Linked DNA regions of Mus musculus: all the other regions are linked to region 1. The links are chromatin loops, found by intact Hi-C in ENCODE. Cell type or tissue: left cerebral cortex. All regions are shown on one strand.

Region 1 (5,000 bases):
TGAGGAAACGGAGGCTTAGAAAAGTGAATGCGTTTGTCTGTAATCACACCTGGGCACTCCCTGAAGTGAGTCTTGTTTACAATTTCCACTGGCTTTCTATCTCTGAAAAGCCAGGATATCCAAGAACCTACTTCATACGGGTCAGTTAAGAAACAGTGGAGAAAAAAAGAACAAATCTTACGGAGAACGAATAAATTACAAGATATTCCTTTTCTTTTGTCACTTTAAATAATTAGGGGCAGGAATGGCTTTTGCTTCTCTAAGAGGGATTCTGAAGTGCCCCTTTTTAATGACGCCAGCACTTAAACATATGTGCCTTAGTAGCTTAATGCTTTGCAGTTTATTAAGTGTCCAAAAACAATATCAGATATATAATATGAAAAATGGCAGCTTTCATTTTTATGATCCTGACTCACTGAATGCAGTAAGCCCAGAGATTAGTTTTTACGGCCAAGCAATCCAAGGGCAGCCTTCTTTCCACTCCTTATCTAAAATAATGTATTTCAATGCAACTAAACACCTACATAAATGCTGTTAATAATTATTTCCTGACAATAAAACAACTTCAATTCAGAATGTGGCATTAAAGTTATATTCATCCTATTCAGCTTTTTTTAAAAATCATATTATTTCCCTCAGTAAGCATGGCATGCTCTGGTACCATTACCGAAGCACTTCTGCTAGAGGCACTTATATGCTAGAAACTGTGCTCCCCCCCCCCCCCCTTTTTTTTTTCTTGAAGATGTCTCACTTTGTAGCACTGGCTAGACTGCAACTCAAGACTCCCCAGTGCTGGGATTATTAAAAAAGCATGTGCTACCACCCCCTGACTTGTTCTTAAGAATTCATTAAATCAATGTAAAAAAGCACTAAGATGGGTAAGCACTCTTCAATTTACAGATGAAGTAATTAAACATACAAATTAAGTTGTCAACTTCAGAGCCAGCCTAGCTCTTAGAAATTATAACTGGGTGCCTTGGAGGGTAAGCAAGCCCTGGACTTCAGAAAAGGGGGAAGGAGAAAGTCAGAGTAAGCAGCCTTCTCCTCAAGAGAGGAAGTGGAAAACTCGATGCTTACACATCTGGGCTATCCATCTAATCCACTGGCATTCCCACGACAGCAAGCTGCCTTTTAGACATCAATGAATCTCTCGCATTTACATGAAAACGTCCATTTACAAACCTAGAGCATTCAACACTCTGTAGCCATTCAGCGAATAATTCCAATTGTTTTCCATTTAAGACGATGGAGTGATCACTACAGACAGGGTAAGGAGAACATTTTTTGAGAACTAGAAATGAAACTGTTTTAAGATTTTGTTCAATCCAACTTAAAATTCAAACGGGGGTGGGGTGGCTCTTCTGTACTTAAGGATTAGAGGTCAATTTCAGTCTCAGTATGTCAATGTTTTTGATCATCACATGGTATTTCTGATTTCTAGTAGCTTCCATGGGTATTTTATCTCTCTTTCTGAGTATTCCGAGTTCCTTGCGAGGAGGACCACTGTTAGCCTGCCTTGCAACCCAGCCGGAAAACGGGACTGAAACATGCAAGTTAGACTGATGGTCACTCCCAGACGCCACCGGCACTACCCACGTCCCTCTTTCCCTCTCCGATATAAATGCCACCCCAGTGCAGGAAATAAAACTGAAAGCGTTCCCAGCGAGTCAAGAGCACGGACCGAACTTGAGCAATCCCCGAGCGGGAAGGCAAAAAAAAAAAAAAAAAAAAAAAAAAAAAGCCCGTGGAAGCGGGGCTGTGGGATGGCAGGGACCAGGGATGCTAGACTGGGCCGCTCTGAACAGCAGAAGGGCGCCGGGGACAGAAAGCGAAGTGCGTCTGGCCAGGCGACAGCCACCAGGCCCCTCCTGGCTGTCTCCACCGTCCGGGCGAGCGCGAGCGATCCACTCACCCTGAACCCTGGCTACGTAGGGCGGTCCCCAAGGCCACCGGGTTTCGCTTCCCCAGTGTTTGGAAGCCGGCTGAAAACAAACCGGGTCGCCAGGGGTCACCACGGGCTTCCGGTTTCCTCGAAGACGCCACCGCTTCCCCCGTCAAGGTGGCCGTCACAGGTGCACCGAGGGAGTCCCATGTCTTCCGCCGCGGCTCCCGCAGTCAGGGGCCCTGGAGGTCACAGAGGAACCGAGCAGGGGCGGCCCGGGGCCGCCGGAACAGGCCCGTTACCCAGCAGCACGCGCGTCAACTCCGGGGTCGCCGGCGCCCGCTGCCCCGCTCAGGGGCGGCGAGGCCTAGAGGGTTCTAGAAGGGTCTACGAACGCCCCGCCGCCCACAAAGGTGTCGCCGCTGCGCACAGGCTGGGTGCCAGCGCAGCGCGACGAAACCGGAAGCCGGACCTGAAGACTATATAGGGTGCCGCTAAGTGGCGCTCTAGCGGGGCGGGGCGTACTACAGGTCCCATGAGCCTCTGCGGTAGGGCAGAGGCGCACTACGAGTCCCGTGAGCCTCCGCGGCGGGGCGTACGTACTACCAGTCCCAGTGGTCCCCGCGGCGGGTGAGGTGTCGCGCCCAGCCGCGGGGAGGCGGAGTGGAGCTGAGACAGCGTCGCAGGCTGGCTGCTGTTGGGCTGAGGCGCGCGTTCAGGGCGCCCTCTAGCGCGTCCTTTCCACTCAGCGGCAACTGGGATTCCGTGAGGTGGGTCCGTGCTGCTCAGCTCAGAGGCGCCTGTCACCGTGGTGCTAACCCGAGAGCTGATGCGTGTCTGGGGCCCCTGGAATCCACGCAGGCCCCGTGTTTCGGGTCGCGTGGCGGTCTCCTTGGGTATCTTTTGAAGCAAGGTCGCTCACTGACTTCATGGGGGTTCCGGGATGCTCTTCTGTGTAGCAGGAGAAAAGGAGCCCATGGCCAACTCTTGACTTGTTCTGGCTCTTAGAGTTGTCTCCTCTCTCGGTTATTTCTAGGTGATAATCCTCCGGGTTTGTTTGTTTGTTTGTTTGTTTGTTTTTTGAGGCAGAGTCTTATGCATCCCAGAATGGCCACAAACACACTTGTTTCCACCACCGGGTGAAGAATTTTAGTCATCTATAATTCTCTCTGTCTGTAGTTTGTTAAATCTTCATATTTTTGTACGTTTGTTTTTTAATTTTAAATTTGCGGCAGGGCCTCAAGTAGCCCAGGCTACCCTCAAAGTCTTGAATTTTTTTTTCTCTGACCTCCTGCTTCTGACTCCAAGGTTTTGGGTTTATACATTACCAAGCAATGCGGTGCTGGAGGTTGAACCCGAAGCCTTGTGCATGCTAGAACATTGAACTGTATGGTGAGGCATAGACAAATTAATTGCAATCTTAGGGGGTCACAGACAGAAAAAGGAGCACAAGTTCTAGATTATTTCTGGTTAAGTAATGTGAGAGTCATAGTTATAGTTAATATTTATTTATTGACAACTAAGAACGCTCATGTTTCTTGGCACTATATTATTTTGTCAACTGAAAACTTAAATTCTGTCAGTGTTCTGTGGAAGGTTTTTGAGTATATAGTTTTTGCCTATGGGTAGATAATTTTTTCACTGGAGTATATTTGGTTTTGAACAATCAAAAAATATGGACCTTGATATAAGTTACGACTATGGCTCAGCTCTCTTAGGGGCAAATATTTATTTTTAGGGTTAGTACAGGTATTATTTTGATAATACCTTGTTTGAGCAATGAAAACCTTTTTGTTTTTCATTGTTTTTAATGTGTGTTATGCTTTGCTGGCATGTGTGTGTGTGTGTGTGTGTGTGTGTGCATGTGCATGTGCATGCAGTGCCCATGACAGCCAGAAGAGTTGTATTCCCTGGATCAAGAGTTGACAGAAGTTTTGAGCCTCCATGTAGGTGGTGAGAATTGAACCTAGGTCCTTTAGAAGAGCAGGCAGTGCCCTTAACCACTGAGCCTCTCTCTAGCCCAACTTTATTTTTTTAAAGTGTGGTATCTGAAGAATACTGTAGTGAAACAATAACAACATATTTTTAGAGGAATAAAGTTTTAAGTGAGTTTGTAGATTTAAATTGTATACTGAAATTTCACCATACCACTCTATAAATCATTTTTCTGTAGTTTATTCTATGTTGTAAGTACTGTATCCTTAACATAATTAAAGTGTCAGAATTGCTGAGTTGTAATAGCAGAGTTTTTTCATGTTAATACCATCTTCAATGGCATTTAATTAGCGTTGTTTTAGAGGCATTTTCTCTACATGTCATGTGTACAGGCTAAGTTCTTTAGGGAGGGGATGGGTTTTTTTTGTTTGTTTGTTTGTTCTTTTTTCTTTCTTTCTTTCTTTCTTCTTCTTCTTCTTCTTCTTCTTCTTCTTCTTCTTCTTCTTCTTCTTCTTCTTCCTCTTCCTCTTCCTCTTCCTCTTCCTCCTCTTCTTCCTCCTCCTCCTCCTCCTGTTCTTCTTCTTCTTCTTTTTTGTTTTTTTTTTTGAGACATGGTTTCTCTGTGTAGCCCTGGCTGTCCTGGAACTCACTCTGTAGACCAGGCTGACCTCGAACTCAGAAATCCACCTGCCTCTGCCTCCCAAGTGCTGAGATTAAAGGTGTGCGCCACCACTGCCTGGCAGGAAGTGGATGTTTTTAATAAAAAAATATCTACTACTAAAACAGTTTTAAAATACTGCCAAAAGTAGAAAACTTGGTACATAACAAAACTTGATGTATAAGTTAGCTTTATCATTGCTATAGCAAAAACCAAACCAAACCAAACCAAAAACCTTGACAAAAGTAATTTAAGGAATGAAGAGTTTATTTTGGCTCAGGGTACAGTGGGTGAAGGTGGGAAAAGGCTTGGAGATAGGTGTCTGACCGCAGGTGTCTGATTACAGGAGTCTATAGCCAGGAGGGAGACAGTAGAATGCTGATTTTTGCTCCCAGTTGGGGGAAATAGCAAAAAAGTAACCTGCCAGCTTCTGCAGAGCCATTTTCAGACAGAGGCCCCCTGAGTTCCTCTCACTTCCATGCATCGTCCCACACACCCCACAATCAGCCATCTCAACACGTAATT
Region 2 (5,000 bases), 1.6 Mb after region 1:
TCAGCACTCGAACTCTTAGGATATGGATGCAGGCTTTCTGTGACACATCGTCGTTCACATTCTTGCCTGGTACTCCCTGGGAAAGAGGCAGGGAAAAACCATGAAACTGAATCACCCAGTGCAAACTCCCATCTTAGTTGGAAAGCTGTCTCCGTTCTCCTCGTAGGCAATATAAACATTTACAATACACACCTGTGCGATACTTTCCCGGAGTGCACAGAACCAGGGCAAAGGGAAGTGAGACTGCTCTGATTTTTCACTCCTCCATTCAGGAACAAAGGGAGAGATTCTCTGAGGGGCAGCAAAAGTAGGGGATCATATTGCAAGCGTCTGCCTTGCCAGGCTCCCCCATCTTTGAAGCTGGACAGACTCTCCTCTCGGGTTGCAGAGGCCCAGATGTCTGATTTTGAAAGGAGGCTTTGTGTTGCCATAATGAGGCTACACACTGTAGGCTTTTTATTTAACATGTGATGCAGTTCCCCATCAAATCACAGTAGATTTACCCAAAAGGGAATACATTAACAAGATGATCCATCGAAAGGGGCCAGGCTTTAGTGTAAGACACCCGAGCTTAGCACTTTAAAATATCATCTCCTTCTACAGTCTCAGGCCCTCCATCCTCCCACCCTACCCCCCACCGAGGCATGTGCACACACATAGGCACACATATACACTGACACCAACACAAATACCACCAAAAATAAGACCCTAGCAAGGAATCAGACAAATTTGAGGATGGGACTTGGTCCTACCATCTGCAGTGGTCTGAGTCACTTGCAGGGATGTGCTGGCTCCTTATAAGTTGTGACCTTGGACAACTAATTTCACCAGTATGAATCTCAGAGTTTATCAGCAGAAAACAAACTTCAAACTCTGGAGAGGTCAGAGGTGTAGCTCAGCAAGGACTTGCCCTACTGTGTGCAAGGATGGATTTCAGCTCTCCAACACCTCTCACAAGCAAACAAACCCAGTCCGGTCATCCAGATTGTAGTAAGAAATTGAAAAAAAAATCGATGATTTAACGCATTAGCTATTATTGATTAAAGTTTAGCAGATAATAAATTCTCTATTAGAGCATTCAATTTCTCTTTTCTCCTTTTTGGGGGGATTTGGGGTAGGAGTAGATTTTATGAACTGTGTGCAGCCAGTGGTGACCTTGAACTTGTGCCTCTCCCTCCAAGCACTGAATTGTGCACAACTGCCCAGTTTTCTATTGTTAAAGGATTCCCTAAATCGCTTTTTCTGGAAGGAAGATAATGACTGAAGAGCCACTCCCTCCTGGTCTTCAGCTGGCTCAGCCTTCTCGAGCAGCTGCGGAAGACATTCCCACCAAGAGCAATTTAGAAACCAGACCAAGTGAAGATGGTCTTTGTGCATCTGGACAAGTTGCAGTCTCTGAAGAAGTCCTTTCAGAAGTCAGGGCCACAGGAATGTGTAAAACTGCTCCCTCCTCTGTGACCAACAGGAAGAAACAGCATTGGCCTCCCTTCCCCCACTACAGCTCAGCCTATCCCTCCGTTCTTCTGTGGGCTGAAGCCTTAAACAGCCGCCTCTTCAAAGGCTGTTCTTGAACAAAGAAACTCTAGAGGAGTTCTCTGTAGTGTGACTTGTCCAGGAAGTAAAGGGTGTGTCGGAAGAAGGTGTTTCTCCAGCGGGAGAGATGATAGCTCTGTCAGGAAAGCATTTGCCTTGCAAGCAGGAGGACCCGAGTTCAATCTTCACACCCCACATAAAAATGGCTGTTCATGGTGGCACTCGCTCATAATCCCAGGGCTGACGAGGCATAGACAAGCAGATCTCTGAGCTAAGTTTGAGCCAGACCTCTAGGATTTAGGACCTACTACTCAACAGTCTTGGCATTGCCCATTGCTGGATCTTGGTTTCTCCTTTTACAACAACGGCAGCTTGCTTGCGTTCAACTATAGTTAAGAATACTATCAAATAGGACCGTTCGTCTCTGATTACGAACCGCAGTTCTGCAGGCTGGTGAAGTGGCTCACCAGATACAATACTTGCTTAACATATCAGAAGCCCTGGATTTGAGCTCCAGAACCACTTAGAACCCGGCACGGTGTTGCATGCCTTTAATCCTAGCACTTGGGAACTGGGGTCTGGAGGATCGGGCATATACGGTTATTCTGGGCTGGGTAGCAAGTTCAAGCTCAGCACTGCAGATCTGGCCGGTGAACAGTGAGACTCAAATGGTTGCAACGTCTGTAACATCCTTCCTGGTTTTCATCACGACATCTGTAAATCATGCTATATAATCCCAGGCTGGAACGTTGACTTTTAGTTCTACGCGTTGCCCCTTTCCTATATATTTAAACAGCTGTAAGTGTCAAACTTTTCGGGTAGTCCTTTCTCTAGCACAGGACTCTGGGCAAGCAGTAAGAAGTGCTATAAATCCTTGGGGTTTATATTTATTGGAAGCCTTTTAGGCTATTCCAGGAGACCCTGTGATTTCCTGTGGAGGACAGGTGGATTTTCTGTTTCTATACAAAACCAGAGGCGCCTCGTAATTACGTTGACACGGACCTGCAGCGCCACCTGTTGGCCGATGTCTTGACAATCACCACTCGGCACAAAATTATCAGGGGAATAAAATTTTTATTTCCAAAGAAGCAGCCAAAGTGGGAAGATGCTGGAAGGCCACAGTTAAATGTCTCTTTCTTGTACCGGAGAAAGAGACTCTTGCCTCTCTGAAATTTTTGGAGCTTCTTAATTCTAGTTGGGCAAGAAGCAACAGTTGTCTACTTAAATGATAGGGTGATCTTACCGGGGCTATTTAAACATTTAAAGTTTACATATTTCAATTTATAGCATTTTAGAAGTAGAGATGAAAGTAAGGATCCGTTTCTGTTGATTTTTAAGCAGTTGTTCTGATGCTGTCCTTGCTGGCTTTTCTGCTGTTGTCAAAAACACCGGGACCGGAAACAATCTGGGGATGAAATGGTTTATTTCATCTTCTGCTTTCAGTCTTTGTCTGTCACTGAGGGAAGTCAAGGCAGGAGCTAGAGGCAGGAACTGAAGCAGAGACCATGGAGGAGCGCTCCCTGGCAGGCCTCCCCTATGCTTAGCTATCTTTCTTATACAGGCCAGGTCTACCTGCCTAGGAGTCCTGTACCCACGCTCAGCTGGGACCGCTTGCATCAAGTACTAAGTGATTTTGTTGTTGTTGTTTTGTTTTGTTTTTGTTTTTGATTTTCGAGACAGAGTTTCTCTGTGTAGCTCTGGCTGTCCTGGAACTCACTTTGTAGACCAGGCTGACCTTGAACTCAGAAATCCGCCTGCCTCTGCCTCCCAAGTGCTGGGATTAAAGGCGTGTGCCACCACAAGTACTAAGTGATAAAAGGCGCTGTAGACAGACTCACGTGATGGAAGAAATTCCCCAGTCGAGATTCTCTCTTCCCAGACACATCTATGTCTAGCTTTATGTGGCGCTGTGTGACCTATGCTCACAAATGCTGTCAAAGACCACAGTTTTGCTGGCCCTTCCTCTCCTGTCACAGAAGTTTGTTCGTTTCTCCTCTGCTGAGCTTCTTGTTTCGGGTTTGGATTTTTTAGGTTTTGGTTTTGCTTTTTTGTTTCTAGGTTTTTGTTGTTGTTGTTGTTGCTTTTGTTGTTTTGCTTTTTGTTTGTTTTGTGTTTTGGTCATGTGGAAACATTCTCTTGAGAACTGTGATTCGGGAAGAGCTCTGACTCATGCCTGGGAGTCTCTAAAGAGGCAAATTGCTCACTTGGAAGAACAAGGAGCCAATGAGGACCTGCCTCTCAGGCCGCCTCTCGGCTGCTTCTCTACCCTGGCCTCATCCTTTACAAAGGGATATAAAGTTAATTCAGATGAGCTCTGAGAAGACAGTCAATGGCCGTTCTCCTCAGTGATGAGAGCGCAGGGGTCTGAGCGCCCATAAAGACCATAGACAGAAGTCAGGGAACGCGCAGGGATGGTTCCACTGATTAATGAGAGTCCCAAATTCAAAGACAGACATATGCTTCTCCTTTAAAAAATGATAAATGAACATTCAAGGCCACCTTGGATTATACAAACAATTAAACAAACTCCAAACTGCAAGAAGGAGTTGATACTGTGAGTGTACAGAGACTCTCCAGTCTGCCTCCCCATTCTATCTGTGCCTACCTAGAAGGTTCCTCAGGGATGTGTGGTCCTCCCTCCCTCCCTTCCCTCCCTCCCTGCCTCCTTCCCTCCATCCCTCCCTCCCTCCCTCTCCTTCAGCACAACCCCCCCCCTCACTTCCCCATTATCTCAGCACATTGCATTTGCAAGTGGCCCCTACTCACTTGCTTCCTTGAGAATCCAGTTTTGTATACGGCCACTGGCATTTTAGAAATACAGATCCTGTCATTTCTCTGCTTAAAGCCACCAAGAAGGAACAAAACTCAACCTTCTTAGCACAGCATATCAAACTTTCCAGTTTGGCTCAGATTTCCTGCCCAGGTTTCTCTTCTGGCTCTGGCTCCACCACTCCAGGGCTAGGCGCTCTCTGACACGCACTGGTTGTCTTTGAGCGCTCTGTCTATATTTAAAGTCTGTTTCTGCAGCTGGCTGTGTCCTCCACTCCCATCTCTGGGTAAATTCTCCTTGACCCTTCAAGGTGCATTCCCGCTATCTCTGCTCCTCAGGAGCCTTCCCCAGAGCTAGCCTACAGGATGTGATTGCCCCTTGTTATCGCCTGTACATATTATACCATGAAATTCATTGTGTTATACCACTGGCTGATGAATCTTCCTCAATAGATCATGGGCTCTCTAACGTAAAAATCTCTGATAGATCCTGCTAAGGGCTTTAATTATCATGCGTTGTTCTAGAATAGTCACTGAAAATTAAACAAGAAACTGTCACTGTGCTAAAGACTAGAGATGCAAAAATTAGCCACAAAATGATTCCCACGGTCCCGTCAATCAAGGTCTAAAATGCTTGCGAACAGAGATGTGTGCTGTGTGTTCTACAAAGGCTAAATCCCACTGCAGTGCAGCAACTT
Region 3 (5,000 bases), 140 kb after region 1:
CTCGGTGGTTCACGCAGAGGCACGGGGAGAATGGCTTGCTGCGTGTGTGACCGGCCTCAGCTCTTGCTGTATGTCTGGACAGGACATACAGAGCTTTAAAGCAGATGGTCTTCCTGGGCTACCCTTGGAGGAGACACAGTGACCAGATGGTCTGATGTGAATTGTGACTGGGCCACAGTGTGGCCAAGCAGATTATCTGGGTCATTCTGGGGGACTGATGTAGATGGTCAGAAGACTGATTGCCACAGTTGGAACCTTTGGTGTGAGGACCAGAATGACTCAGGGGGTGGTGCCAGCCGTGTTCTGCTCCAGCCCACTCAGTGTGCACTAAGCAGGTCTTGTGTCCAGAAGCTGAAGTGAGATGAGAAGCGCAGTCAGAGAACCACAGTGCGCAGGAGATTCCGTTTCCAGATGAAGCCATCGCCCAGCAATCACAACCTGAGGAGCAGCCTCAGCCCATGCCGTCCACCTGCCTCGCCCTCTCAGGAATGCATCGGTCGGGAGGGGAGGGGGGTCAGGCTCAAATCTTTCAGATTAATTTGTGTGCTGCCTGTCTCTGTTCTTCTTCTGTTCTCATTTCTGAGCGCCTCACATGTCTGAGTTTCTCACGTACCCAGGGGACAGCTACCTGTTGGCAACTGCTCTGTTCACACTATTTAAGGGCACCCTTCCAAGATGCCTGCTTCCCAGTGTCTGCTCATGGGTGAGGTAGCCATCAGACTGGGGTCCGTCTTTAATCAAACAGGTGGAATTTTAGGGTAAGTTGGATTTCCCCAGTTTCCCCTTTAATAGCCTGTCTGTCCATGGACCAACAGGGGCCCTGGGACCTAAATTCTACTTACTTACCAGTCAGCTGTGGACCTCAGAGCACCAGCAAATGCTTGGGTCCCAACCATCCAGCTGGCCACTCCTACTGTCGGCCCTGTAACCGACCTCGGCCATCAGTGCCTTTCCTGTGACTCTGTGTCCTCTCAAGTACACCAAGTCTCTGAGCTACAGACAAGATTCCTGGGATGAAACATTTACAGAGGAAAGAGGGCTACCATGGCTCATGGTTCTGAAGGCGAGGAAGTCCACGAGGCCAGCACTGGCATTTCCTTGGCCTCTGGGAAGGACCTCATGTGTCTCCCCCTATTCCAGGAAGCCGATGAGCACACACAGAGGGGAGATGAGAGGCAAGGGCGGATCTCACTGAGGGTTTCTATGGCTGCCACAAAACACCATGACCAAAAGGCAGAGCAGGGAGGAAAGGGGCTATTTGTTTTACACTGCACATCACAGTTCATCATCAAAGGAAGTCAGGACAGGAACTCAGACAGGGCAGGTACCTGGAGGGGCACATGCAGAGGCCATACAGGGGCACTGCTTACTGCCTTGCTCCTGATGGTTTGCTCAGCCTGCTTTCTGAGAGAACCCAGGACCAGCCCACAGAGGACATCGCCACAGTGGGCTGGACCCTCCCCCACCAATCACTAGTTAAGAAAATGCCTTACAGGCTTGCTTTTGGCCTGATCCTGTAGAGGCATTTTCTTAATTAAGGTTCCCTCTTCTCAGATGACTTTAGCTTGTGTCAAGCCAGCAGAGAGCTAAACACCCACAAAACCAGCATCATTGCTATGATACAGGCACTAAGTGTGGCTTGAGGACGCCCCTCGCCCCCATAACCTAATCTCATCTATTAGGCCTCCCCTCCCAAACTGCCAAATGGATATCAAAGTTTCCAACATGGGAACTTTTAGGGTCACACCTAAGCCCTGGGACACATGTAAAAATACTGTATCAGTGAAGTCAAATAAAGGTCAGGGAGAGGAGAAAATGGAAGAGAAACGAGGGGAATAAATGAACACAAGGGCAGGAGACAGATGAGGACAAGTGTTACAAAGAGGGAGGGAACAGAGCGGGGCGTCTAAAGACTTCTGATGTCCCAGTAAAATGCATAAAATTAACATTGGGAGAGGAATAAAAATAAAAACACACGTGTTTATGCAATAAGATACAGTGAGAATCTTGCTAACCTTTAGTAAAAAAGAAACATGTGCAAGACACATCCCATGGCAGTGACTTCCTCCAAAATGGAGTCTGCCAGCTGGAGGCAGGGCTGGCGTCAGTTGAACTCCAGGACTCTTGTCTTTTCTGTCATTTAGGCTGCTGCTGAGTTTTAACTGGGCCAGCCCCAGATGTCTGACAGAGCATCTTCCCTTCCTTCCTTCCTTTCTTTGTGTACCAGGAGCCTCTGCTGGCCACACTTAGTTTTGCAGTCTCTGGGCCAGAGCAGGTTTGCCCATGCTTCCAAGACTCCAAATGTCATACTTTAGGAAGTGACTAGTTTAATAGCCAGGGGCCATCCTCCGTCCGGAGTGTGTCTGGAGTGGAGGAGGGGTGCAGACAGAGTCCTGAGATCTATGCGGAGGGTCTAATGGTTCCACTGCTCTCAAAGCCCACGAAACGCTAAGCACCTTCCTCGAGGGACGAGGCTGTGGAAGTCAAGTACCCCATGGGTGCTTCAGAGCTCCATGTGCAGCCAGGGGAGGAACAGCAGAAGAGGCAGCTGCAGAGGCTGTGCCACCCTGTGACATCAGGGGCTGTTGGGTCCACATTTATGCTCAGGTGACGGGGTCCTTGCCACCAAGGATGGAGCCGAGTGCAGGATGCCTATGAAGGCATGCCTGAGCTGGTGTCAGGTTCTTGCTCTCTCCCACTGTCCTGCAGCTGTCTCCCAGGCTGGCCGACCTCCAGCTTCCTTAGCCATGCCCACAGGGTAGCTCTCTTAAACCTTAGGTTCTCTCCCCGTGGCACCACCGGGAATGGCAAAATGGACATCCTCTCTACTGCCAGCCCATTCCGCTGGTGAAGTCACTGTCTTACCAAGATCCTCAAGTGGATTCATTGTTAGAGAGAGCTGTGGCTCTTCCTGTAGGTTGAGCGATCTGTATCTCGTCACCAAGCGCCACCTGACTTACAGGATGTGGCTTCTGGTTCCTCTCCCTCCACCCGGAAGCCATGATTGGAACTCCCGTACAGCGTACCCCTGATTGCTGTGTCGGCGTTCTGCCCCTGCAGGTTCTTATCCTTTCTATCACTGGCTCTGTGAGGACCTAGACTCTTCCCGTCTCCGCACACACCGCTCCCCTCCCCGAGGACAGAGCCTGTTCTTTGTGATTCTGTAGCTTCTCATCGCACCATCGCCTGCAGGAAGCAGGAAGCCTTAGTTTCTTTCTTCATTTCAACCTGAATTTGTTCACAGAAACATTTACATAGCAGAGTTATTCTGCTAGGTGGGTAAAGAAAAATATTTTTATGCCATGGATTGAAAATAAGTCTGAGTGAAAGAGCCAGCCAGCCCTCCTGGCTTCACCCTTTCCTATGCTGCATGCCCGGGACTAGCGTTTGTTATTTACCCAGATCGGGCACACAGACCTCAGGGTCTGCGCCTGCTTTCTCAGCTTTCCCCATCACCACAGTCTCTCCTTGTCTCACTTCTGTTTGCGGTGGAGTTTTGTTTGTTTGTTTTGCTCTTTGTTGTCTTATTTGAGACAGGGACTCAAGAGCTCAGAATGGCCTCAAACTTGACACATAGCTGAAGGTGACCTCGAACTCCTGATTCCCCTGCCTCTACCTTCCGAGTTCTGGGATTGCAGTTGTTCTTTGCAGTGCCTATCAGGCTCATACAAGTTTCTTTTAATAGTCCAAAAGTGGTGCCAAGCCTGCAGCCGTGAGTGGGAATTCAGTCATTAAAATGTCGGCAGTGCCTGGATTCAGACACCCGTTCCCAGAAGCCCCAATCTTTCTCCCACCAGCTCACCACGGTGGTCTTCCAAGAATGATACCTCTTTTCTCAGTAGGAACTGAAGTCCCGGCTGCTTAGAAAATATATTTGCGCCTCTGTACAAATAGAAGCCACAGCTCACCCTGACCTTCCATACAGGGTATATTCCAGTTGCTTCTTTCTTCAATTACCTCAGAGACCCTTTGTGCTCAGTGTGACAGTCACCAGATTCATGAGGCTGTTAAGTTATTAAAATGGAACAAGATGTGAAATTTGGTTCTTTGGACATACTGGCCACATTTCAAACAGCAGGTACACAGGTAGCAAAAGGGACAGCGACAGATGGATTTCCTGGCTCTGTAGGACAATGCCGCTGTTGAGTTCTGAGGTGGTCCCTAGGCCTCCTCGCTCTCCTCTTTTGTTCATTTCTTTGAATCACTTTAGTCCTTTTGATTCACTTAACAAAACTCTAAGGCAAATTCTAAAAGTGTAGATTTTGGGACTGCATTTTGCTCTAGGTATGAAGGTAGTAAGCTTTTAAAAAGTGAGATCAAATCCTGAGCTCAGTAGGAAACACCGTCACCCAGTCATCCCATGACTGACTTACGTCAATAAAACTGTGCTGGCTTTGAGTGGGGTGAGGAGCTCACAGTGGGCTGTGCAGCCGAGTTAGTTTAGCAATGTGGAGCCAGTCTGACGGAAAGAGAACGAACGGTCCCACAGAGGAGAAAGACAGGGGCAAAGGGACAGGAGTGAAGTAAAGTCAGCGCCTAGTTCACACTGTCCCTCGGCCTCCACACGCCCCTTCAGATGAAGGGCCTTGTCCTTAGGAAAGGACAGCCACATGTGGTGCGGAGCCTCGTGAGTGCTCCTCCCCGACTGAGTCATCTGTCATAAGTAAGTGGGCACTAACCTGAGTTGGCTGCCAGACTGATTGCTTGTACCTCAAATCTGCATGGCAGTCGAGTGACAGGGAGTGAGAACTTGATTTCCATTCCTGTCCCTTATCAGCCATGTGGGCTTCGGTCAGTCCCTTGATTTGGGGCTCTCAGTCTCAGCTGTGGAGAAGGAAGGCTTCTGTTCTGGTTCTCCAACCTCTGGGGCTCCATTGGGGTAACAGGGCACACCACTTCATAAAATAGAGATGTCAGCAGGTTTATTTTTGGTTTTGTTTGGTCCTGATTCTTGGTAACGGGGGCTGTACAGTTTCCCAAGCCATAGAACAACTCTGTCC
Region 4 (5,000 bases), 450 kb before region 1:
CATACTTACATATACTTTGGCCATATGGCTAGGCTCTTCTATGGCTAGACCTAACTTAAAATATCCCACTTATTTTAGCCTACATTCTGCCACAAGTCTGGTTACCTGTGGTCAGGTACCATGTGTCTAGCTCCTCACATTTTCTGGGACAAATCTCCCTCTTGGCTCTATCTCAGAATCTTTCTCTCTACAGGAGAAAGAGTTTATTGTAGCTTACAACTCCAGGTTATAGTTCATTACTTGTGGAAAAGTCACAGGGGCAGGAGCTTGAGTGGCCTGGTCACATCACATACTGTCAAGAGTAGAGAGAACTAAATGTATGGGTGTTCACTTGCTTGCTTGTGCTCAGCTCTGTTTCTCTACTCCCATACAGTTTTGTGGGGGATGGAGGGGAGGCGGCTGCTAGGGAATGATGCTGCCCACAATGGGCTGGGTTGTCTCTTATCGGTAAGCTTAATAAAGACACTTCACCCACAGACTTGCCCACAGGCCAACCTAATGTCCCTCACTGAGACTTTCTTCCCAGGTGATTCTAGACTGTACCAAACTGACAATGAAAGCCAACCATCATAGGCACTTTCTCTATACTGTTCATTTGGAGCCAGTGTTCATTCCGTGTTAGAAACAAATCTGTAAGAGCCGTTGGGATTGCTAAAGCTCGGAAGTACCAGGCTTACAGTTTTATTTCCCCCATATTCTCTCTCTAGTCATGAGATGCAAATATGCACGATTGTAAGAAAGCTTACAGGAGCACCCATCAAACACAGATATCCAAAAGATTCAGAGCCTGAGAGAAGACTGCTTTCAAGGGAAAACATTGGGATGATAAAATTTCCGATTACCATGCAGTTTGTCAGTCACTCTCTGCTTTGCGCCTAAGTTGTAAATACACTCCATTATGAAAACGCTTCTTAAAGCAATTCTGAAACCCAGGCAGGTGGGGAGCTCCTGCAGTGGGACATGCCTGCATTAAAGGGTGTGGGGTGGGATGATAAGGTTTTCAAACACCAGAATGGGATTCTTCTTTGTAACTTCCCTTTATACGATGTTCATAACAGTAGTTCTGAAGCAGAGGGACTCAGAAGGTGTCTAACTGTACATGATCTTACATTCATAAAAAGTTACATTGGCTGGTGTACTGGCTAGTTTTGTGTCAACTTGACACAGCTGGGGTTATCACAGAGAAAGGAGCTTCAGTTGAGGAAATGCCTCCATGAGATCCAACTCTAAGGCATTTTCTCAATTAGTGATCAAGGGGGAAAGGCCCCTTGTGGGTGGGACCATCTCTGGGCTGCTAGTCTTGGGTTCTATAAGAGAGCAGGCTGAGCAAGCCAGGGGAGGCAAGCCAGGAAAGAACATCCTTCCATGGCCTCTGCATCGGCTCCTGCTTTCTGACCTGCTTGAGTTCCAGTCCTGACTTCCTTGGTGATGAACAGCAGTATGGAAGTGTAAGCCGAATAAACCCTTTCCTCCCCAACTTGCTTCTTGGTCATGATGTTTGTGCAGGAATAGAAACCCTGACTAAGGCAGCTGGGGAGCTGCAATAGTTTCTTTAGTGGTTAAGTGTGCTTGCAGCTCTTGGCATAGAACCCAGTTCTGTTCCCAGTGTCCATATCAGATGGCTCACAAACACCTGTAACTGCAGCTCCCAGGGATCTGATGCTATCTTCTAGGCATGCACACAGTATACATGGGTATGTGGGGGCATGCACTTAGAAACAAAAAATAATCCTTTTTCAAACTAGAGATATATAAAATAGAGACACACGTACACCTGCAGCTATTGCTGCTCTACTGACAGTAGCCAAGCCGTGGGTCAGCTTAGGTGTCCATCAACAGATTAGCTAATAAAGAAAATATGGTGTGTTTACACAACATGGAATTACTCAGGCATGGAGAAGGAAGCGTGCCATTTACAGGGTTGGAACTAGAGGTCATCGTCTGGAGAAAAATAAACCAGATACAGAAAGACAATGTTTCAAGTTTCTTCTCACATGCAGGAACTAGGACTAGGAGCAAAGAAAATGACCCGGATGGTACAGGGATCTTTGGGAAGGAGTATGTGGGTGAGAGATGGGGATAAAATGTAGTTGGGAGGATGGCATGACTGAAGTGTATGTTTGGAAATGAACTAGTGAAGTCCCCTAGTATGTTCAGTTAACATGCAATAACGATCATTGCTGTAAAACAAACTAGGAATTTAACCCAGGCACGGTGATGCCTGCCTTTAACCCCAGCACTCAGGCAGCAGAGGCAGTCCAAGAATAGTCTGAGGCCAGCCTAGCTACAGACAAACCCTTCCGTGTCACCCTTGCATGAGGAAACAAACCTGAGCGGCAGACATTGCAGCCAAGAAAACTGGTGTAAGGGTCTAAATCACGGGCTCCTTCCCTATTCTAAGAAGCATGTAAGCTACTGTAAGCTGGGATGAACAAAGATACCTACACGGGGTTTGCCCTCTGTCTAGTGGGAAGAAATCGGTTTGTTTTTTAGCTGGGAGAGTTACTCGCTGTGGCCACCAGATGGCGGAGAGCACCCGCGGCTGGAAGCAGAGCGGCCCAGGCAGGGAGCTTTGGGAAGTCATCCACACCCCGAGACCCGGCTTTGTAAACGCACGTTTTGGGTGTTTGAAAGGGTTAGGGGTGTGAGTGCTGCCTAAAATAAACAGCTACCCTGGCGGGCATCGGCGGCAGAGCTTCATCTGGCACTGAGTACTCTGGGGACCCAACTTTTCTCTTGGAGAGCTGCATGAGTGTGCTCCATGCACAGGACCAAAGAGGTGTGTGAGGTTCCCCCGAGGTGGCTCACCCTTGTAATCTCAGCATACCGGAAGTGAGGAGGGGGATGACCTTGACTTTGAGACCAGCCTAGTGTGAGAACCTGTCTCAAAAAATGAGAAGCAGGAAGATGAAGGGTTCAGAGTCATCCTCAGTTAAACCCCCCACCCCGCCCCAAGCCCCAGCCGAGTTAAAAGACAAGCAGGGCTGCTCGAGGCCCTGTCTCAAAAAAAAAAAAAAAAAAAAAAAAAAAAAAAAAAAGAAAGGAAGGAAGGAAGAAAAAAGCAAAGTGAAAAGAAGGTGTCTGCCACTTCACACTTTCAGACTGTGATCGCTTAGCTTGAGCGCTGAAGAAATGAAGCCCACCTTGGGCTCGCCCAGGCGGCCCTGATGCAAGCCCGGAGCGAGCCCGCCTGGTGTCTGCGCAGGCGGGAAGGGATCCGGTTAGCCTCATGGACCACAGCAGGACGGGTCCTCTCAAGTCAGTCTCAAGCTGTTGTCTGAAATTCCAAACTTGAGGTATGAGGGTGTGGCTGGGAGTGTGGAGGGGTTCCTTCGGGTGCAGCAACAATAGGGTTTTGTTTGTTTGTTTTTTGTTTTGTTTTTTTGCTTTTTGTTTGTTTGTTCTTTTCAAGTGCGATTTTAAAATTCGTCTGGTTGTTTAGAAATCTCCACCGGGTGAAAGCGTGATTTTTGAAATCTGAACACAGCGGAGTGGAGGACAATCGGAGGCGCGTCCCAGGAAGCATGTGGAAGCAACGTCCGAAAGTGTAAACAGCCAGGACTTTAAAGCCAGGAAGTTAGTGTCCCTACCGGCGGCAGAATGTGGGTAGAGTATCTGGGACTTTTCCATTCGCCAGCATTTCCAAGACACCTGCAGGGATCTCTCTCTCTCTCTCTCTCTCTCTCTCTCTCTCTCTCTCTCTCTCTCTTCTCTCTCCCTCTCTGCCTCTCTTTTTCTCTCTCTGTCTGTCTCTCTCTCTGTCTCCTCCTCCCTCCCTCCCTTTCTCCCTCCTTCCCTCCCTCTGCCTCTGTTGCATGTCTTCCCCCCACACCCACCCTCTACTCGGGTTTGAGCCTCCCGCCTTCTTCATTCCGGCTTTAAAGCTTAGTTAGAAAGGAGGGAAACAGGGTCAGACTAACAGGAAATTTGGAGCATCAGCACCCCTTGAGGTTGAGTCATAAATTACAGCGGTGAGCCCGCTCCAACCGCAGCCGGAACACCGGTCAAGATGAAGGTCAACTGACCAGCAGCTTTCCCTTTGGACCCCAAACTCTTTTGGGGTTCTTCCCGCCTTCCCCGGTTTTCCTTCCAGGTATCGGAAGTATCCTCCCGCCCACGCTCAGGGGCACAACCCTCCACCCAGTAATTCTTGACCTTTGCACCGAGGCATAGAAAACCTGCATCCACCGAGAAGTAACCTGCGCCGGGATGAGGGAGGGAGCGAGCGAGGGAGGGAGGTCCTGGTCCGAGTTTCCCCCAAAGTAAAACAAGGAATACGGGGATTGCTGACGCGCTTTTTTATACCTTTCCTTTTTATCTAGAAAACCAGACTGTTTAGCGACGAATACATATTTCCAACCACGAATCTTTTTGGGTTTGTGCCGAGTTTTACTCGTCCGGTTCAGTTTGTCTGTTTAAGTGAATGTTTTTGTTTATAGCAAGAGCTGAGGACAAGCGAACTTGGGCGACCCGGCAGACTCCTCCACTCACCCCCAGCCGCTCTTTCAGCCTCGCGCCGGCGAACGGCCCTGTGCCCGCGCAAAAGCGCGCAGGGCCCGGGTGGGGAGTGTAAACAAGCCGGCCGGGTTCCCAGACCTTGATCTTTATTTAAATGGAGGCTTGTTTATCGGTGTCATCCTAGGAGGATTAATTAGATACATCTCTTCACAATTTGGTGTCTGACACTCCATCTTAGGAATGCCTTATCACAAGGTGTTAATTGGGGCCACTCAGCCATTTACGTTTCTATTAAACACTGTGAGGGACTTTTCACAAGTACCGGATTCTTTTTACTGTACGGTGCAAAAATATACAAGACTTGAAATAGACTAGGGCCAGAGTCCTCTTTATCCCGGCGTGCGATTAGCATTTTCTTTCTTTCTTTTTTTTTTTTTCTTCTTTTCTTTTTTTTAAGACAGAAACAGCAGAGCATCATTTGACACTCCAGATACACCAACCGTTGGACGTGGGTGCAGTAAGTTGGTACTGACTAGGTTGGG
Region 5 (5,000 bases), 470 kb before region 1:
AGTGGGAGGGTCTATAGTGCTACAGTGGAAGATTGCTGTGCTTCACTCCTAAAAATACATTTCTTATTGCCATAAAAAGTGGGTCACAATTCATATGCTGCACTTAATTTGTCTCTTGTAGCATCTCTCAGTCTATGTAGACAATATTTGCCTGCAGCTCTGATTCTATGTAGCAGTTGCCTTTGGGTCTCATCACATTTTCATCTATAGGAGGAATAATATTTACCTCATAGGTTTATGAGGTCTAAGTAATCTATACTAACTACTAAATAAATGTGGAGCAGAGATCCAAATCAACGTTGTTTCTTTTTAGCGCTGTATAATAATCAGCCCCCTGGTAAGAATGTATCCAGCCAATTCTTTACTGGCCCCAGAGTGCTACCATTAAAACAGCGCCAGGGCTAGCAAGACAGTTCAGATGGTAAAATGCTTGCCTGAGTTTCCATCTCAGAATCCAGGTTAAAAAAGACAGCTGTGGTGGCACACTCTTGTACCCCAGTGCTCAGGAGGCAGAAAGGTGGATTCCCTCGGCCTGCTGGCCATTGAGCCCAGCCTATTTGGTGAGTTCCAGGCCAGGGGGTGTGCTGGAGAAATGGCTCAGAGGTTAAGAGCAATTGTTGCTCTTGCAGAGGACCAACCCACATAATGGTTCAACCATGCATGACAAGTTCCCTGGGATCCAACACTATCTTCTGGCCTCACACAGTGTACAGACATACAGACAGACAAGACACTCACATAAAGAAATCCAGAAATCTTTTTTAAATAGTAAAATAAAAAGAATAAAGCCCGAGGGATGAGGAATGACGACACCATGGTTGTCTTCTGGCTGCCACCTGCCCACGCGCGCACACAAGAAAAAAGAAATCGTGTAACTAAATGTTTTTGCATCCTAAATCTTCTCAGACTATGTTTCTAGAAACAGAATGCTGGGTCGTTATATTTAAACACCCAAACTGCTTCCCACTTAGCCAAACTACGACCTTTCTTGAGCCATGGGCTTTCCAGGTTTCTAACCATAAAAGAAAAGACGTTCGTGTTCAATCTACTGATATTCAGGGAGACTGGGGAGAGATTCAGCAGAAACCCTCCCCTCCCGTCCTTCACACCCTGAGTGCTGGAGAGGGGTAGTTTGTTTCTAACACGAACACGCCCCCTTTTCCCAGCCCGAAACCATACTCCCTTAAAAAGCAACGACCTTCCAGAAAAGATGCAAGAGCCCGGTTGCTGACAGGCTCGGTGCCCGTCCCGTTCAGTGTCTGCCCCTGAGCCCTGTCCGCCATCACCCAAGTTACACGAAGTGACTAACTCGTGACAGGCTTGGTCGCTGGACCGCCGCCCTCGGCTCCTGCGAGCAGCCTGGCCCGGGCAGGCTCGACTCTCTGCCTCGATCAGGGTTTGGAAGCAGGAGACTTACAGGGACCTGGTCATTCCGGGTGCGATGTCCAGGGAACCCAGAGGACATTGGTCATATATGGGGCAGAGGGCAGAGGTCACATATCACAAAGGATCTGGGTTGCCCCGCCCCCGTCACCACTCTAGAGTCAGGGTCTCTGACGGGCGAGAGAAGCTCCCCACGCAGGACCCGAACCCATCGCACCCATCTGTCAGACCGGGTCGGTCCTTAGAGGGGAAACTCCGAAGTCAAATGTCCCGACCGGTCCCGTCACCCTGCACAGGGACGGAGTTTTGGGAGAAACCAGGCCAGGGTTCCTACACCGGCTGGGTGGTCCCAAACCTTCCAGGGCTACGGTTTGGGGGGGGGGGGTGTTCCTGGGGCGGAGGTCAAAGGTCATGGGGAACTTTCGCCCGCTTCCCGGGCCTCGGCGCAGGGGGACGACGTACCTGAGCAGGGGCTAACGCCTGCTGCAGCTGCTGCTGCTCCTCGCTGATCTTCTGCTTCAGCTTCTTGAACATGGCGCGGCGAGGGGCCGGCAGCGTCTCTACCCGCGGGGCGGCCGGGCCCGGGCCTCGCCGCCTTCCTGTGGAGCTGGCGGGCACCTCGGGGCGCTCGTCGTGCGGGTGTCGGCGTCGCCGCCGCCGCGTCTCTTCTTTCTGGGTGCCCCTGGCTGGCCTCGGCCCCCCATCCAGCCCCGTCAGCGGCGGCGGCGGCGGCGACAACGGCAGCAGGTGAACGCGCCCCGGGCGCCTGCGCGGTCGACGTGGAGCTTGCCAGGGGCTTGCTACGGAGCGCCGCGGCGGACAATATGGAGGCGGTGCGGGTGAACGCGCGTGCACAGTGGCGTCTGCGCTGACTCTAGCGGGAGTCTTGGAGCTGTGCTGTCAAATAGGGAGCATCCCACCACTGAGCACCACAGTGAAGAAGGCTGGGGTGAGAGAGGATAGAGCTAGGAATGCAGAAGTGTATTCAGTGTCGTGTGGCACGATCGTTTAGAATTCTCTCGAAAGGTTTTTGGATAGTGGGTTGGATGGTATAGATGACTAGTTGGTTCGCTGGTTGGCCAGCTAGTTGGTTCGTTGGTTCATTGGTTCATTGGTTGGTTGGTTGGTTGGTTTAAAGAGAAAATCTGGGGCTGAGGGTGTAGAACGTTTGTTTACCTAGCATATGCAGGAAGGATTGGCTCTAGCCTCAGCATCGCATAAACTGGGTGTGATGGTGTATACCTGTAATCCCAGCATCCAGAGGTAGAAGCAGTAGGACGAGAAGTTCAAGGTCATTCTTGCCTATATGAATTTAAGGCCAGTCTGAGCTACAGTGAGATCCTGTCTCAAACATAAATAGTCTGGCTGAATTAGGCAGACTGGCCTTGAATTTGTTAACTAAAGTGATTTTCCTGCCTCCAGAATAGCTGAGGCCTACAGGTGCACAATTTTCTGCCTAGTCAGAATTATCTGCCTTTAGTGCTTAATATCTGTGGCTGCACTCCAAAGGAGCTGTCTTCCCCTACCTAGACTTTTCCATCTGCTGAGAACCCCCTACACTTGCACAACATAGAATATTTCTGAAACCTCTGCTCACAAAGACCCATATGACCTCGAAACTCTGGGTTCTGCACAAGCTACTACCTGGATGGCATCCATTCAGTTCTGATTCTTTGAACAGAACATTAAGAACTGGTGCATGGGGGTGTACACCTTTAATCCCAGCACCTGGGAGGCTGAGGCCAGGTGATCTCCGAGTTCCAGGCCAGATGGGCCTATGTTACATAGGGACACCCTGACTCAGAGAGAGAGAGAGAGAGACAGAGACAGAGACAGAGACAGAGACAGACAGAGACAGACAGAGACAGACAGAGACAGACAGAGACAGAGAGAGAGACAGAGAGACAGAGAAAACCAGATCCACAGGTTTAGGCCTCAGTCCCACAAGACTTCCAATGCCAGTCACATGCCAGAGGAGGAGATTCGTAGTCAAAAACCTAAGTGAAGGAGTCCTGTCTCTGGGCATATATACTACCTTGTCTTAGTTTGCCTGCAAGAATTCAAGTCAGAAAGCTGGAGACAAGAACTGAAGCAGAGCCAAAGGGGGAGTGGTGCTTGCTGTCCTGTTCCCAGTGGATCGCTCAGCTTGCTTTCTTATACAACCCAACACCACCTACCTGGGGTAGAACCACCCACATTAAGCTGGACCCTCACACTATCAATCATTAAACAAGACAATGCCTCCACAGAATTGCTTACAGGAAAGGTTATGAGAGCTTACATTTTAACCAGATGGCGGTGGTGGTGGTGCACAACTTTAATCCCAACACTAAGGAAGCAGAGGCACTTGGATTTCTTAAGTTTGAGGCCAGCCTGGTCTACAGAGTGAATTCCAGGACAGCCAAAGCTAAGACAGAGAAACCGTGTCAAACAAACAAGCAAACAAGCAAACAAAAAAACAAGAACAACAAGCAAACAGAAATACTCTAGCAAAAATAACCAATGGGGTGATTCCACATGAATAAAACTAGAGATGGGCAGTGTTTGGGTCAGAGTTCTTTCTCTAAAGGAGCAGAGCCAATGGAGTGGATATATAGACACATGGGATGTATTAGTCTGACTGACAGACCGTGGCCTGGGTAGCCCAACAAGGTCTGTCCAGATGTGAGGGCTGTCCAGATGTGAGGGCTGTCCAGATGTGGCTGATCTCCACAATTCTCCCTCACACACAGTAGCAGAGTCCACCAACAAAGAAAAGCCCAGAACTAAACAGGCTCACAGCTGAACTCTACCATACTTTTCAGAAATTGGCAATCTCGACAACCTGGAAGGAGCACAGCTCGTTAGTATTACACTAATGCCCAAACTAGATAAGAACACACACACAAAGAACACTGCATGCCAAGTTCCCTGATGAACAAAGGCACAAAATTTCTCAACACAATACAGATCAGATAAGAGCATTCGATGCTTTTGCATAGGACCTTGGTTTGGTTCCCAGCACCCAAACCACATGGTGATTCACAACCATCTGTAACTCCAGTTCTGGGGGCTCTAAGACTCTCTTTTGACCTCTGAGGACAGCAGATATACATGTGGTGCACAATCAGAAATGCAGGCGAAATACCCACACACAGGAAAACAAAAGCTCTTAAAGCTACACGCTACAAACATCTAAACTCTAAATTTATTCTAAATGGAGGAGAGCAGGAAACATGTCCTGCAGAGTTGGGAGTGCAGCATGGGGCGCTAAGAGAAAAGAAAGAAAAGGGATCCGGACAGAAAAGGAAGAAGTCAAACATTTCCTATTCACAGATGTGATCCAGTATCTCAGAGACCCTGAAGACTTCATCTGAATTCTTAGATTGAAGAAATAAATACTTACAGTCAAGCCATAGGATATAAAATGAACATCAATAATCTGTAGTTTTCAACATCCCAATGATGTGAACTTTAAGAGGAAGAAATCTGGAGAGGATTCCCTTTATAGTAACCAAGCAAAACAAAACAAACAGGCCACCTAGGAGGAGAGCCAATCAGAGAGCAAGAGATGCCTGCAAGGAAAGATGTAAAAACACTGCAGAGAGAAGTTGAAAAGGACACTAGAAGCCAGCAGG

What was found. Hi-C counts contacts between places; a loop is a spot of excess contacts. Peaks named below come from ENCODE experiments on the same cell type or tissue, not always from the same donor. Only the 100,000 strongest peaks of a DNase experiment are listed, where the experiment ranks them.
Region 2: it touches region 1 in a loop (5-fold over the local background); 5 of 42 quality-filtered maps call a loop at or near these places.
Region 3: a loop joins it to region 1, with 4 times the contacts of the local background. A loop is called at or near these places in 12 of 42 quality-filtered maps.
Region 4: a loop joins it to region 1, with 4 times the contacts of the local background. A loop is called at or near these places in 27 of 42 quality-filtered maps.
Region 5: it touches region 1 in a loop (3-fold over the local background); 15 of 42 quality-filtered maps call a loop at or near these places.

What each region holds. Positions count from the first base shown.
Region 1 is chr9:118,037,871-118,042,870 of GRCm38, reverse strand. It overlaps Zcwpw2 (zinc finger, CW type with PWWP domain 2), which reads left to right and starts at 2,012. Exons shown (of 9, transcript NM_001378466.1): 1 at 2,012-2,652. Azi2 (5-azacytidine induced gene 2) reads right to left here and starts at 2,349. Exons shown (of 8, transcript NM_013727.4): 1 at 1,913-2,349. In left cerebral cortex, CTCF peaks have their summits at 2,335 and 2,539; DNase peaks (open chromatin) are centred at 1,620, 2,034 and 2,490; H3K4me3 peaks cover 2,306 bases; H3K27ac peaks cover 1,447 bases.
Region 2 is chr9:116,423,987-116,428,986 of GRCm38, reverse strand. No RefSeq gene overlaps it. Among named protein-coding and RNA genes, the nearest start is that of Gm31559, 34 kb to the right of the region's middle. In left cerebral cortex, a CTCF peak has its summit at 2,548 (motif pointing left); DNase peaks (open chromatin) are centred at 1,571 and 2,542.
Region 3 is chr9:117,900,438-117,905,437 of GRCm38, reverse strand. No RefSeq gene overlaps it. Among named protein-coding and RNA genes, the nearest start is that of Azi2, 140 kb to the left of the region's middle. In left cerebral cortex, a CTCF peak has its summit at 2,247; DNase peaks (open chromatin) are centred at 74, 278 and 2,227.
Region 4 is chr9:118,487,380-118,492,379 of GRCm38, reverse strand. Gm33460 (a long non-coding RNA gene) reads left to right here and starts at 2,601. Exons shown (of 5, transcript XR_871343.1): 1 at 2,601-2,779; 2 at 3,102-3,296; 3 at 3,443-3,606. In left cerebral cortex, CTCF peaks have their summits at 2,515 (motif pointing right) and 3,966; DNase peaks (open chromatin) are centred at 3,983, 4,502, 4,627, 5,000 and 2 more places; H3K4me3 peaks cover 753 bases.
Region 5 is chr9:118,503,403-118,508,402 of GRCm38, reverse strand. Golga4 (golgi autoantigen, golgin subfamily a, 4) reads right to left here and starts at 2,085. Exons shown (of 24, transcript NM_018748.3): 1 at 1,846-2,085. The coding sequence starts at 1,917. In left cerebral cortex, a CTCF peak has its summit at 2,164; DNase peaks (open chromatin) are centred at 17, 869, 1,168 and 2,192; H3K4me3 peaks cover 2,763 bases; H3K27ac peaks cover 2,215 bases.